2 separate regions of the Mus musculus genome follow, and region 1 is linked to region 2. The links are chromatin contacts, found by Hi-C or POLR2A ChIA-PET in ENCODE. All regions are on one chromosome and are shown on one strand. Each heading gives the region's core, a stretch centred on a gene start or an enhancer-like site at or near the end of the contact. The rest is flanking DNA. Distances are from core to core; before and after follow the strand shown. Region 1 holds the start of Tvp23b (trans-golgi network vesicle protein 23B). Region 2 holds the start of Zfp286 (zinc finger protein 286).

Region 1 (3,579 bases), core at 290-2,789, 90 kb after region 2:
TTTAAATACTCAGGGGGTGCTGTCAGGGGCAAGGTAGGTAATTTTGTAAAGAGTAGTTTACAGGCTCACTGGTGGATATGCTCACAGAAGGGCTCAGGATCTGGACAAAGAGTACAGTCCCTACATAGAGGCTCAACACCCCAGGCAGACTTTCCCCGTCATTAAGTTCCAGTTCTTGAGGGTGAGGGGAGATAGGGGCAAGGCAGGAGGACAGAGCATCTAGTCAGTTGGTACTAGGAGGCAACACCCTGTTTCAAAAGCAAGCAAAGAACCCCCCCCCCAACACACACACACCAGTCCTCCAAAAAGGAAGACAAAAATCCTAACAAGTGGGAAATTCACTTTCTTGTCAAATGCTCTATATCTTAAAATATGGTAGTGAATTCAAATTGCATTCATATAAAAAGTGAGAACCAAAAAAATTTTTTTTCCACACAACCTCACAACACAGGGTGGGCCACCAAAATCTTTGTCCAAGCAGGTTAGGACATAGGTCATTTGTCCAGCTTCACACGAAGATGCGCAATTACCTTGCCTGCTTTCTCTTTTTTGGGAACTAGGTCCATGTTTCTTCATTATTGTAACACTGGGTTTGACATAGTCCTGGCAAAGAACCAGATAAAACCCCGGGTTCTGTGAAGAGTCCCTTCAGTTAAGAAAAGGTGAGAGGGACATTGCATGAGCCTCCAACAGTCTGACATAGTTGAGCAAACAGAATATCTCTATCATTACAGTTGCAAAGATGGCTTTAAACTCTCTGAATTTGTCTCGAAAAACCAAAAAAAAAAAAAAAAAAAATCTCTGAATTTTAGGTCTAGGCATGATCATGCCATCAGCAGGTGACTTAAAACAGTAATAAAAGCAAATTTGTGCCACTTTACTAAATGCTCTGTAAAGCCATCACCGTCCTTCCCACTTTACAGCCGAGGAAGGATGTACATAGAGATTGGTTATATAATTGGTACATGGAGGGCAGAGGCGCGATACTGGCCTCTCTTCTTGTTCTGAGGTTATGCCCCTTACAGCAGTACCCTCACTGCTTACGCTAGTCTTCTTGTCTCTTTCTTACTCGGTTTTTTTTTTTTTAATTTCTTTCCAAGGACACATTTATTTCTCAATTTTCTTTAACATTTAAATCGCTTAAGAAAGACTATACTAAAATACAATACATTTACAAGGTTAAATTATAAAGCTCCGCCTCTCTCAGGGCGTCCCTGCTGGTGGTAATGACTCACAGTTTGTACTTCTTTGGTAGCAAAAAACATTTTCCATTCATAACCCAAGAAACTTCGCTTTAGAACCCATTAAGTTAGCCAGTTTATTCCCAAGCGTTTTGCTTTTCCTTAGAAGTGCAGCCCTTGCCCCTGCTCACGCTTGCCCCGCCCACCTCCACCTCAGCCCCTACAGAGTCTCTGCGTCAAGGCCCCGCCCACACACCCCGCCTCCTACCGCCCGCGTCCGTCGCGTGGACCAGCTCTTTCCGCCCCGCCCACTATGGAGCCCCGCCCCAAGGTATGGACCCGCCTATCGCCTTCCGGTCTCTGGAGTTGCGCCCTCCCACCAAGTGGCTTCCTGGTGCGCTTGTGACGTCGGCTGTAGAGCTGGATCGCGTGGCAGCTTTGCTGTCGTGGCTCTCGGAAGTGGGGGGCGGGTTGGCGCAGGGTCGTCATGTTGTCGCAGGTGAGGGATGGCGGCCGAGCGCCGGTAGCCGGTGCTTGAGTTGGGGCTGGGGGTCTTGCCCAGTCGCCCGAGGCTGTTGGGTCCGTGTGCCCGCCCACTGCCTGAGCTGTAGGAACTGCAGGTGGGTGGGTAGGAGGGCCAGCCCCGGGCAAATTGTCGCTAGAGGGTTTGTGGACTGTGAGGGATAGGGTGCACCGGCGACCCCGGAGGCACAGAGGCCTCCTGTCAGCGGGTGTGGAGCACACTCGCTGCAGGATCTCTGGGTGTGAGGTCGGGGGTAACCCGTCTTCCCATAGCCTGCCCGGATGAGGGGAATGGCCTGTAGGGCCCTGATACACAAGTTCAGGGCGATCCTGTAGGGAGAGATTGCCAGAGCCTTGGGTTCCAGTGTTACTACGCTGTACACAGATAATCACGATGGTTATCGCCTTTGTACCCGTAGAGGTCGATGTAGCCAATTGTCCTTCGGCCAGAGATTAGTACATGTAATATATTTTCTTCCTTTAAAATTTTACTGTGAAGCTGGGCGTGGTGGCGCACGCCTTTAATCCCAGCACTCGGGAGGCAGAGGCAGGTGGATTTCTGAGTTCGAGACCAGCCTGATCTACAGAGTGAGTTCCAGGACAGCCAGGGCTATACAGAGATATACAGGCTATACAGAGAACCCTGTCTCGAAAAACCAAAAAAACAAAACAAAAAAACAAAAAAAATTTTTTTTTTACTGTGAACTCCCATGTAGATTGTGTCACACGGGTTTCATTGTCAGGTTGGGATGTTCAAGGAGATGGGATCTGCAAAGGGCAGGATGGCTGGGGGTGGGGGTTGGGATGGGGAGAGGTTAGGTTGGGGAACAACATATTTTCAGATCATAATAATAAAGACATAGTGACATACCAAGTGTCTCAGGATGGGCCAACTAGAATCTGTGATAAGAAAAGTCTACTTTGTGGAAATGTGGAGTAGAAAAAATTCATTGATGGTTTCAGCTCAGCTCTGAAGGTGCATTTAGATCCGCTTCTTCCTACTCCTAGGTCTGTGACCATAAGTCCTTCCACCTGTTGGGCATTTGACATTTTTTATAGTCATTACCTTCCTTCCCCCAGGCAACCTGTGCATTAAAATTTCTCTGCAGACTTAAACATCTGTTCCCTTGTGGTTTTTGTGTTTTTTGGTTGTTTTTTTTTTTTGTTGTTGTTGTTTTTTGTCTGATAATTTTCTTTCTTATTACCTAGAAGCAGCCCCTCCCCCTGGTATTTTCATACCAACCCCCTCCCTGCATCTTTGCTAATCACCCACAGGTTCTTCTGTGGATCCTGTGTACTCCACTGTTGGGTTACAGCTGGTTTACCTTTGTTCACTGGGAAGCATTCATGAGTTGCACTGTTGGTAGCCTTCCATTGTTCCCTCCCCTTCCCCGCCCCTCACAAAATCTTGTTGGTGTTAGCTCAAAGCCATGCTTTAATTTCTTCTTTTTTTTTCACCCTTCTCCAACTGATTATAACTGTCTTGACTCAGTCTTTCAAGTGCTGGCATTACAGGCAGAAGGGGCCACAAGTGTACTCTATAATCTTAAAAAAGTAAAAACTCTCCATATAACATCTTGGATGTCTCTCCATTCATTGTCCTTAAAACCCGTGTGCATACTTGGAATTCGGTCTCATCCATTCTAGTTGGAAGTTCTCCATTCCCTGCCGCTCTGTATCCGTTGTTCTTGCCTTTTTCCATTACTTACACCCCAACCTGTTCTTAGGAGTTCACAGAAGGGTGTTAGAAACCCAGCAGTCTTTTAGGAGTCATCTTAGCAGTAGCATTCTTCAGGCGTTGGGATCCTCCTGGGAGCACTTTATCCCTCTTCCAGGATCATCGATTTGGTGTGAGAGGTTTTATATATTAATTAGA
Region 2 (3,588 bases), core at 349-2,848:
TGGACAACGAAATGCCACATCAAAAAGGGAGTGCATCTGTGCTCTGAGACCCAAGGTGGAATTGATCTCAGTAACCCATAGAGACTCACCTGGGATCTGACAGTGAGTCTCAGAGCAGCCACGTCTCCTTCTGCACTCTTCTCGTGGGAAAGGAGAGAATCCGGGGAAGACAGAGCTAAAGGGAAGAAAGCGGTAGGGACTGGGTCTGGACCTGGCTCTCTACTCAGTATAATCTAAACCCCTCCACCACACCAAATGCACTCCCTGTTAACAAGGAATCCAAAACAAACTGCTACTTTCCGGTACTGTAAAATATGCTCAGGCACGTTGCTCCACTAGGCTTGAATTTAGTTGCTCTACTCATGACGTATCCCCTCAAACTCTCTGGTCTACAAACTAGAATAAGTAAATTTCCACTATAATCTACCTAAAGTAGACTCAGTGTTTTGTTTTGTTTTGTTTTGTTTTTTTAAAATCCCTTTAAAGCTTCCTTAAGGCGGAGATTGCTAGATCTCACCTCCAAATTCTGATTGGTTGAGTTTGAGGTGACATCTAGCAACCTGAAAAGGACCCCTGGAGGGAATTTTGGCATAGTAAGTCACCGAGGGGAGTTTAAGATACACAGGTCTCCTAGTGCTGAAGCCAGCCCCTACCTTCCGTGCCTGTGAAGCAGGTCGTGAGCGATCTGTGTTGAAACAGCACACACGTTAACTATGGATAAAGTGGGATAACGTATGGAAAAATATTTTTTTGTCAACTACAAAGTTGAATTCTTGGATCCACGATGGAAACCAGGATGGGGCAATAATTTGGAAGAACTTGTGACTACATTGTGACAATGTCCGCACTGGTGGGACCATTGTGCAGCACACTTAAGTGGAATGGGGACTGACCCATAGTAAGCCCTGCAACGTCTCAGAGCTCACCTATCCTCAAGATAGCGTTGACAAGTCGCCATCTTTTCCCAAGAACCACTTAACCCACGACAACGGTGGGTTTCCCCTTCAAAAGGAAGATTTCCACTCTCCCATGATGCACACCAACCCCTGGGCAATTCTACCTCTTTTCTGAGGCACTTCGGCCAAACCCGTCTCCATGATCACCACCTCTTCCATGCCCCTAAGGTCCTGCTCTTCTCGCGCAGTCAGCAGTCCACGGAGCCTCGAAGGACTTCTTCCCTCTTGGGCTCTGTAGAGAGTGTCGCTCAGATCACGTGGGACCTGGAAACCAGGGAAAGCATCCTGAATCTGAGTCCTCACCTGTCTGTTTCTGGCTCCTGGAGCTGTCCCCTAGGGGACTGAGTGCCTGAGAGGTAGAGGGCACAGACAACCCCTCCAGCTCCGTCCAGCTCTCCAGTATGCACCGGGGTCCTAGATGGCCCGTGGGGCGGGGAGGGAAGGGGACGAAGCTCAAGAACTACAAACTCCAGTCCTCCCTGGCAGAGAGCAACTACTGGACCACCGCCGAGGTAAAGCGAGGACCGCAGCATCCTACCAAGAAACTCACCTCCCATCCCAGGCCTGACAAAGGCTACGAACTTCTCCGCTTAGCTCTGAGTCGCGCATGCGTGACATTTTGCTGGGCAAATCCAGGAACTACAACTCCCAGAAGCACCTGCGCGCTGCCCGACCCCCTGTTTCTTGGCAGGTTGGGACCACGAGTGGCTCAGCGGCACAGCGGGATCTCTCCCTCTCGCGAGAGAAAAAGGTGCATCGTGCGTGGAATCCCGCAGTAACGGAAGGTTGGGACGTGGGAGACAAAGTCTCTCTCTCTCTGCACCTTTGTTTGCACAATTACATCTATGTAGCTTCAGCCCAAATTTCTTTACTGTTGGCATGTGTATATGGCTTTTAGCCATGGTTTGGCCTTCCCTAAAACCATCCTTTGACTTCAAACTATATGAAAGCTGTAGTTTTAGAGCAGGATCCATGTAGTACTCTCATCTATCCCAATGGACTTGTATTTCATCTATTTTGCAATCGTAAAAACGTATATGAGCAGAGCTGACAATATTGAGCCAGTTTCCACACACTTGAGCAGTAAGTTCTTTGCAAGGAAAAAAAAAGTTCATTTGTCGAAAAAGTTGGACTCTCAAGGGCCTGTGGTTAAGTTAAACCTACTTTAAAGTCACTTTTGCCAAACAGCCCCATCTCAGTGCGTGCATTTACTCTAGTGCACCATTTGCATATGCCAAAACCAGAATACACTCAACTTTTGATTCTCACCATCTAATCACCAGATCCTGTTCATTTCTCAGTTTCTACTCTGCTCTGGACCCTCTTCCACGGCTGTCATTGATCCTACACTCCCTGTCTCGTCCACCGCTTCTCCCTCTGTGACCATCATAATCTCTCCATATGAAGACATCCCATTTCCTCTACTTCCTTCATCCCCACTGGGTTCCTACTGGAGGTCCCATTGTGCTCCAGACTCATTAGATCCATTGGGAGAAAGAGACTCAGAGGGAGGCAATGGTCCTTGGTAATCTATGTCTTCTTTTCCCACTTCAGATCTGTACAGCTGCAAAACCTCCAATTCCTTTTCTCTGAAAAACTTCAAACTCTGACTTTTCCTCTAGAATCTGTCTGCTGTTCCTTTGGTCTCACTTGGGATGATTGTCAACAACTCCTTACAACTCTGTTTACTTCAGTGTAACATGAACAAGGAAAGTATTAGGGCAAAGAAGGCTGTTTGTCCTTGGCTGCTGGTACAGGTGGAAGTGGAGAAGCTTCAAATTTTTGAAGAAGCCTTCCCATGCAAATGTGCTGAGTGGGACCCTGATAAATTCACCAGCTCTCAAGACTTAGGCCCTTTTCACAGCTATTTATGTCTGGGATTTGGGGTTCAGTTTGAAAACCCACTAACTTGTCTAAGACCACTGTAGTTATCTGGGGACTGGAGGAATCTCCTGGGGTGCTACTCAAGTGATTACAGGAAAGTTTCCAAATTTGCATGCCTTTTGGCCACTCCCTCCAGAGAATATTAAATTTGGCCTTTTCTTAATTAGTAATTGATGAGGGAAGGCCTAGCCCATTGTGGATGGTCCCATCCCTGGGCTGGTGGTTCTGGGTTCTACAAGGAAACAGGCTGAGCAAGCCAATAGACATCACCCCTCCATGGCCTCTGCATAAGCTCCTGCCTCTAGGTTCCTGCCTTTTTGGAGTTCCAGTCTTGATTTCCTTTGATGATCAACAGTGATATGGAAATATAAGCCAAAATAAACAAACAAACCCTTTTCTCCCCAACTTGCTTGTTGGTCCTCATGTTTTGTCACAGCAGTAGAAACTCTAAGACAGCGGGTCACATGTGGTTTATGTAATAATGATGAATTACTTAGGCCTAGCCCTCTTCCATCTCAACATTTTTTTGCAGTCTCTTGATGTTTACTCTCTTTAAACCTTGTGTGCATGTATGTGTGTATGAGCATGTCTGAGCATGGCATGTGTGTGCATATATGTGCGTGTGTGCATAGATATGCACGTGTGTGTGTGTATCTGCGCATGCATGTGCATGTTAGGAAGCTATAGGAAATCTCTGGAAAATGTACATAATTCAAGGTAACAGGAGAACATAATATAATTGACTTAG

What was found. Hi-C counts contacts between places; a loop is a spot of excess contacts on that map. ChIA-PET counts read pairs that join two places held with the same protein, here RNA polymerase II (POLR2A).
Region 1: a map of left cerebral cortex shows a loop between it and region 2 (8-fold over the local background). The contact joins the promoter of Tvp23b here to the promoter of Zfp286 in region 2. A Hi-C loop is called at or near these places in 1 of 37 maps with a recorded cell type or tissue (left cerebral cortex). POLR2A ChIA-PET finds 5 or more read pairs at or near these places in 3 of 5 experiments (all embryonic stem cell).

The regions. Positions count from the first base shown.
Region 1 is chr11:62,877,916-62,881,494 of GRCm38, forward strand. Tvp23b (trans-golgi network vesicle protein 23B) reads left to right here and starts at 1,540. Exons shown (of 7, transcript NM_026210.5): 1 at 1,540-1,680. The coding sequence starts at 1,669.
Region 2 is chr11:62,787,870-62,791,457 of GRCm38, forward strand. It overlaps Zfp286 (zinc finger protein 286), which reads right to left and starts at 1,599. Exons shown (of 6, transcript NM_138949.4): 1 at 1,507-1,599; 2 at 1,061-1,220; 3 at 90-175. The coding sequence starts at 1,115.